Regions from separate parts of the Homo sapiens genome. Here region 2 is linked to region 1. The links are chromatin loops, found by intact Hi-C in ENCODE. Cell type or tissue: mucosa of descending colon. All regions are shown on one strand. Each heading gives the region's core, and the rest is flanking DNA. Links, peaks and the distances in the headings are about the cores only.

Region 1 (5,082 bases), core at 369-2,868:
GCCACAGGCTGATGGCACAGCAGGTGCCTGCCCCACACTGGACATCCCGCTCACAGGCCTGTAGGAGGGAGAGAGAAGGGAACAGTTCATTAGTGCACCCAAGAGAAAGCAGAAGGGAAGGGTAGATCCAAAAAGCCCTTATCAGGATGGAGCAAGAAGAGGCTGAGAGTATCACCCCCGGCCTTAGCCTAACAGAACACCCTGGGCCACACTTTATTGCCTTGCTCCCCTCGTGGGGAGGCTCAGGGCTCAGGGGGGCATTGGATCTGGATCTGAGGAAACTTCCAAGCTCCTGGAGGCCACTCAGAAGGAAGACAGTCCTCCTTTTCTGACAAGGCTGGAGGTTAGAAGGCATAGCTTTTCTAGGGCTAAGTAGATGCTCAGTGGATGCTGGTGGAATTGAATTAATTAGAATTCTCAGAGGTGGGAGGGACCCTGATGGCCCAAATTCCTTGGTGGTCAGTACTGAGCTGCCTTGGACCAGGAGTCTCCAGCCCTGACTCTGCACTGTGGTCAGTCCCTCCCCTCTGCATGGAGGCACCCCCATCCTGGCCCTCAAGTGGCCCAGCCTCAGCAGAGGGGCCAGCACCCCAGTGAACAGGTGCCTCTCCCAGGGTTTCTCTACTGACTTCCATGATTCCCAGAGAGGATCGCAGAACAGGAGCTGAGCGGCCCTGCCTGGTTTGGGGAAGGTACCATTTGTAAAGAAGGCCACATTAAATAAGCTCACATTTAACATGAGCCCACGTTAAATAAAAGCCAGAGCCGGGGAAGACAGAACTCTTAACTGCTCCAGACTCAGGTGGGGACCTGCTGAAGAAGCATCCACACTTGCCATTCTCAGAGATGCTATGTGGCTTTTCTGAGCTGAAATGCAAAGCTGGGTTTTGGATCACTCTTCTCCAATAAAAGCCTATGGGCACCTTCAGGCTGCTGTGTGGGACGTGGCAGGACCTGGAAGCCTCCTACTTGCTCAGACCCAAGAGGGAAAGAGTGGATGTCAGCTCCACAGATCATGCAGAGGAGTTACGGGTGGTGGGCACCCAGCTGTGCCTGTCTCCAGCCCAGCAAGGGCACGTCTCACACCCAGCCAGGCCACAAAAGCTTGGGGTTGGGGTAAAGGAAACCCCAGTCGACTCTTCTTCTCCCATAGAGGTGGGGCATCACTGTCCCACTCTTGGAAGAAGGATCATAAAGCCTTGGATGTGGGGACAGTTACAGTCCAGGGAGCAGGGGAGTGTAGAGGTGGTGGAGCCTGGGCTCCTGCTGAAAATCAGAAGTGGGACACCAGCAGGACATGGAGGATGTGGGGAGCCTGGGGGTTCCTGACTTCCCCTTACTGCCCTGTTCTCACCACTCACCTGTCTTTCCTGGGTTTCCCTCACCTAGGGAAAAGTGCTCTCTATTGTGCTTTTCACCGTGAAAATGTTTGCCTGCCGCTCTCAGATCTGCCTGCCCTGCTGTCACTCTGGGCCAGTGCTGGAGCTGGCACGGGTGGTGAGGCAAGCCTGGCATCCAGGCCAACCACGCTGCTCCTGCCCTCACCGCGCAGCAGCCGGGGCTTCTCTCCATTGTTCTTGCCCTCCCAGATTTTCAAGCTACCCCATAGAAGGGCAGCCTACAGTGTAAACACTTCATTAGGTATAATTCTGCCTTCACAATTATTTTTATTTTTGCTTTGGATCTCAAAAGCATTTGACTCGCCTTTAATATTTGTTCTTTTGAACTCAGTGTTTTTCCTTTAAAAGAGAAAAGAAAGAATTTGTCCTTTCTGTGAATGGTAAAATTAACCCAATTCCAGGAATTGTTTGGCATTTCTCTACATTTCCACTATCCATGTAAAAAGCTGGTGGAGGCTGAACTAAAAGTTAGTTTCCCTGCTTCCCCGACCTTTTTCTTCCAGTGGATTTTATATGGAAAGCTCTCAGGTACAGCATTGCTTTCTGCTTCAGTAAGAATGGTCCTGCTACCATAACACATCATGTGCCCCTATTTGAAGGTGGTTTGAGGTAAAAGCAAACTTCCGAGAGAAAACCATGATCTGAATATTTTGAACCAATTGTACAGTGCCCATATGCTGAACCTTTGCTTCTCTGCTTCGAGACTGGATATCTACTTGTTATCTGGATGCTTGCTTTGGGGTACACTCAGCTGAATGTTAGTGGCACCCATATTCCTCTCAGAACTAACTAGGCAGGCACAGAGTGAAAGAGTTTCAAAGATATCCTTTCTAAGCGGAGGTTAAGTTTATACAATAGAAGTTTATAAGCTTACCACCTTTAATTAAGCTTACTGCCTTTAATTAAGTCAACATGCTATGTAAATTAATATTAATATTAATATGTGAATCAGACCATAAATAAAAATTAAAATTCACACAAAAGATAAGTTAAGGTTTGCCAATCCACTTTATAAAGGAATTCCTTATTACTTAATAGGAATCTTCACTTTACCAAAGGACTGAACTTCAAAATGTTCAATGCTCTGCTAACACATTGAAAACAGGATTTGATTCATACACAGCTTCTCAAAAGCAGATCCCATTTAGTAGAGTGAGGTCTAACTAGTCTGAAAATCGCATGCAATCCCTTTAATGCATAATTCCCCATTCCCTTTGGTTCACACTGTGTTGAGCCAACAGAGCCTCCTGCATGGTTCCTGGGCTCACAACCCGTGCAGACCCTGACATCTTCCCAAAACCCAAGGCACAGAGAATGTTAGGCGACTTACCCCTGTGATCACAGCACAGTCAGACACAGTTACTAGGAGGAGCATGATTGAGACTCGCGTGGCACCTCTCATGGTCACTTGGGGTGAAGGCAAAACACTGCCTGCTTAGATGCCTCTCGCTTCCTCCCGCTCAGCCTTGTGCCTGGCAAGCTGGGGAGGCCAGGCTCTCCTGCATCCCCCGCCTCCTCCCAGATGTTTACACTCAGGATCCAGGGCTGCCTGTGGATGCCTCATCTCTGCTCTTCCCTTCTCCAACACCGATGTTACTCAGATGATCTCAGAAGCGAAGATGAGACCTGAATCTCTAACAACATCAAATCAACATCAAAACCAATAAAAATGGATACTTGGGGGGCTTTGACGGTTGCTCTAACTCTCCCAAGAACGCAGTGATTCAGACAGTTATGTATATTTCACTCAATGTTCTTTTCTGCCTCTGGGTATCCTTCTATCCTACTTGGGGCAGAGGAAAGCCTCTGGTAATGAATTAAGGGATTTGCAACATCACCATTTATGCTTCCCTGCACCAAACTATGCAACATACAAGATTATTGGTTCCCTCTCACTCACACCAAGACTTATCTAGGCATTTACCATGGGCTCAACACAGAGGTAGCTGAGAAGACAGAAGAGGGTGAGGTGGTATCCTTATTTCTCTAAAAGGTTAAAATTATAGTGAGGAGCCATAAGACAGTGAGGAAAAAAAGACCAGACTTGTGGGGCTGATGTTCCTAAGTGACACACACATAAGGATTTGCTCTCTCATGGGCTCAGGATGAACACCAGCAAGTGTCCCTTGGTACAATGACCCAAGGGCAGAAAGCCAGCAAACATACAGGGCACACACTCTCTCAGTACCCTGCAGAGCCGAGCTGGTATGGGCTGTGGCTGAAAGGTACCAGAGCCACACCACTGGCCTTCCAGTTTTAGGGGTGAGCATGAGAGTGGCCTTATCCGTGAGTGTATAAACACGGTGGTCTCAGATGCCAGTCTGGTGGGAAGTTGACTTTCGGGATGGCCCCTCCGCCTGTGAGGGAAGCCCCTGACCCCAGCCCTCTCTGTGTCATACGACCCAGAGAGAGCTCCCAGTGCTTTGTCAGATGATCTGCCTTCTCTCCACAGTAATAAAAGCCAACATTTCCCAAGGTATGTGTTGCAATATGTTAATACACAAATAAACAAATAAAAGACTTCTACAGTCAAAAATTTGGGAAACACAAACCGGCTTGTTTTTTGCAGAACTTTTCAGGGCCTTTCATATGCTAATAAGTGTTTGAAACACCAAGTGGGAAATGCAGTTTGTAGTATTTCACAAGCAGATTCATCCACAAAACCTTTCTTATCAAATGTCACAGGGGTCTAGGGTTTCCACATTGAAACGCTGATAGGCATTTATGAGTGCAGAGAGGAAGGTTAACTAGCACGGGAGCTGGGAGCTAAGCCCCCAGAGGCAGATGCTTTGATTCAGATCGATGGCTTCATGACCTTGAAAATATTGCTAATCTCTCCAAGCCTCAGTTTTCCTATCTATAACATGGGATAAGAATAGCATTTACATCATACGATTTTGCGAGTATTCATCTATTTATTTATTCATTGACTATATTTATTGAGAGCCTACTGTATAGAAGACACTGTTCTTGGCACTGGGAATATAGCAGTGAACAAAACAAAACCCTGTCCTCATGTAATTTTGACTATAGTCAAGGAGACGGGTAATAGACAAATAAACAGATTTGTAATAAAATGGCCAGTTGTGTTGAGCACTGTTAAAAAGGAAGGCCAGGCGCAGTGGCTCATGCTTGTAATCCCAGCACTTAGAAGGTAGAGGCAGGCGGATCACTTGAGGTCAGGAGTTCGAGACCAGCCTGGTCAACATGGTGAAACCCCATCTCTAGTAAAAATATAAAAATTAGCCAGCTGTGGTGGCTCACGCCTGTAATCCCAGCTACTCGGGAGGCTGAGGCAAGAGAATCACTTGAACCTGGGAGGCAGAGGTTGCAGTGAGCCGAGATCGCGCCACTGCACTCCAGCCTGGGCAACAAAACGAGACTCCATCTCAAAAAATAAAAAAAAGGTGGTGGGGAGAAAGGCAGGGAAAGCAACAGACCTTGACAAGTGGTGATATTTTAGATGTGGTAAGGGTCTGTCTGAGAAGGCACTTGTGCAGATGACTGATAAAGTGAAGGAGTGAGCTGGACAGAGCCTGGATGAAAAGTCAGTGCAACAACCCTGTGGCAGGGCTTTTTGGCCAGTTCCAGGAGAAGCAAAGAGTGAGGTGAGCCAGGGGACGGGATGGGAGGGGATGCAGTTGGAGCAGGAGCCAAAGACCAAATCCAGCCTGCCTTGTGG
Region 2 (2,500 bases), core at 1-2,500, 250 kb after region 1:
CATATGGAAAGAAGTCGATACTGTATTCCAGTAGATGTTACTGATGAAGTTCATTTTTCCCTCATACCATCTCTAAGGAAGAGATTTTATTGTCGTCCTCCTTTTACAGATCAGAAAATGGAGATTCCAGGGTTAAAGTGGCTTCCCCAAGGTGGTATGGTTGGCGACAGACCCATGATTCAAACCACTCATGCCACCTGCCCTGGGGCAAACCTGAGGCAGAAGCAGTGGCCTCACCTGTCCTCCTGCATGCCCTTCTCATCCTCCTCTGACTGCTCCCTCCACCCAGGGCCCAAACTTAACCACTCACCTCCCCACCAGAAATGACCTGCTGTGTGTCCCAGTTCTGTGTCTCTAAGCTGACATCCCCTCAGGAGAAGGCTTCCATGCATGTGCAGGTGACTGATGACAAAGATCCCTAACACTCTAGAATCAGCCCATTACATGGGCAGCCAGACTCTCCCCACTCCCCATCAACAAGGGGGGCTTCTGTGTGCCCTCCCCTTTATTTGGGCAGATGCTGTGACCCACAGAAGATGGTAGAGGTACTGTGCCATTTTCCAGCCCCAGGCCTTAAAAACCTGGCAGCTTCCACCTCCTGTCTCTTGAAATGGTCTCTCTGGGGACCCTAAGCCCTTCAGTCAGAAGTCTGGCCAAGTAGCCATGCTGGAGAGGCAGTTGTAGGTGCTCACTCTGGCCGGCAGGCCCAGCTGAACTCAGTCTTCCAGCCATTCTCACTGGAGTGCCCGGCATTTGAGTGAATGTGAGGGCAGCTGCCTTGGACCCTCCAGACTAGTTCGCTGCTAGTTGAATATCACTGAGTGACCTTGGTTGCCACCAGAAGAGTTGCTCAGACGAGTCCTGCCTGAATTCCTTACTCAGAAAACTGCGAGATAGAATGGTTGTTTTAAGCCGCTCAGACTTGGAGTAACTTGGAACACAGCAATAGATAACTGGACCAACATGTGTTATCTCATTGAATCTATTTATTATGTCTGTTTTACAGACTAGGACATTTAAGCTCAGAGCGATTAAATGACTCGCTCAAGGCCTCCCAGGAAGCAGGAAGCTGGGTGGCATTTGAACTTGAACTTGAGAAGTATGACTCTAGAGCTCCTTGGAACCAAAGCCCTTGTTATGCTGCATCTTGGTGGATCTGTGTGCCCCTCCTGGCAAGAGGGCTTGCATCTCAACCAAAAACATTACCTTCAACCAAAAGACTGAATACTTGACAAGGAGTGACTTTCAGCACCAGGCCATTTCCTGGTTTGAAAGATACATGGGGAGATGTGGAGTTATAGGGCCGGTCCCCTCCCTCTGCCAAACTCAGGACAGCAGGGGCTGATTTTATCTTTATTCATCTATAGCTGGCATGGAGCCTGTCCAGGGTGGGTACGTAATAAATGTTTGTTCAACAAATAAACTAACCCACAAAGGAATAAATGACAGAGAGGAAGGCAAGCAGACTATGATCTGGCGAGAAAGGTTTTCCTGCCATCTGGTGGCTATTCCTGGAACAACACTTTCTATGGCAAGAGAAGAAAATGGCAGGTTCCTTCAGGGTCCTTGGCTGTGTGCGTCTGAGTGCAAGCAGCATCATTCCAGCCTGGAGCTGGGTGGGGTGGGGGTGAGGCCTCCTCCAGGAGCCAGACTTCTTGTTTCTTTCAATGTCGGTGCTCCTAGAGGGTGAGGCAGGAAGAAGAGCTTCCCAGCCACCAGCACAGTCCGTTCTTCACAGTGCTGAGTATTCAGTGGGTGTTTAATAAATGAATACTTGGGGCTGGAATGTTAGAACAGAGGTGATGTCAGATCCCCTAGTTCGTCTTTACCTTCTACTGAAGTTTGCAAGAGGGATAGCTATCTTGAAGAGAGGGGCAGAACTTTAGAATATGCCTGTTCCAGGGGAGCCCACCCCCCCCCCAACCCAGCACCCAAGAGAGTCCTGGTCCTTGCTGTCAGACCTCTCAACACTGGCACCTTCCCACCCCTGTCCTTCCCTGAGGTGGGCCTCCACACACCCCACCCTTGCCAGGCTGACAAGTATAGCTTTTCCTGGTAGTCAGGTGGGACAGGAGTTTCCCCTACAGGGTCCTGTAAGAGACCACCAAATACCATCCTAATTTCAGATGCAGTTTCACCTGGAAAAATGTAGCCAGCAAAGGGTCTCCCTTAGGAAACGGTTGCAAAGATGACAGGAAATTAGACATGTGGAATCGCTGGACCCCAATAGGGCCCTCTACAAGTGTGTGCATTGTTAATACCTAGGACAATTCATAGGAAAATACAGATATGAACCTGTGCACACTCCCCGCGCTGCTCCTCAGCCAGCCAGCACCCACAACCCCCCTCAGCAGTCCTGTCCACCCATCCCAGTCCAAGCTTTTCACCCCAAAGCTTCCCGCAGGATCCTTGGCCACCCTTCCCTCTCCCTCATTGCAAGAGCAGGTGAGAAAGGCAAGAAGGGTTTGGTAAGAACAGACACTTTATTGCACACTATGGT

The links. A loop is a pair of places that touch in the nucleus more often than their neighbours do. Peaks named below come from ENCODE experiments on the same cell type or tissue, not always from the same donor. Only the 100,000 strongest peaks of a DNase experiment are listed, where the experiment ranks them.
Region 2: a loop joins it to region 1, with 6 times the contacts of the local background. A loop is called at or near these places in 105 of 110 quality-filtered maps.

The regions. Positions count from the first base shown.
Region 1 is chr1:110,448,937-110,454,018 of GRCh38, reverse strand. PROK1 (prokineticin 1) reads right to left here and starts at 2,870. Exons shown (of 3, transcript NM_032414.3): 1 at 2,731-2,870; 2 at 1-58. The coding sequence starts at 2,802. In mucosa of descending colon, for the core only: no CTCF peak of the experiment used is centred there; no DNase peak of the experiment used is centred there.
Region 2 is chr1:110,202,167-110,204,666 of GRCh38, reverse strand. It overlaps SLC6A17 (solute carrier family 6 member 17), which reads right to left. Exons shown (of 12, transcript NM_001010898.4): 12 at 2,465-2,500. Among named protein-coding and RNA genes, the nearest start is that of KCNC4-DT, 6.6 kb to the left of the region's middle. RefSeq lists an enhancer at 1,572-1,621. In mucosa of descending colon, for the core only: a CTCF peak has its summit at 1,495 (motif pointing left); no DNase peak of the experiment used is centred there.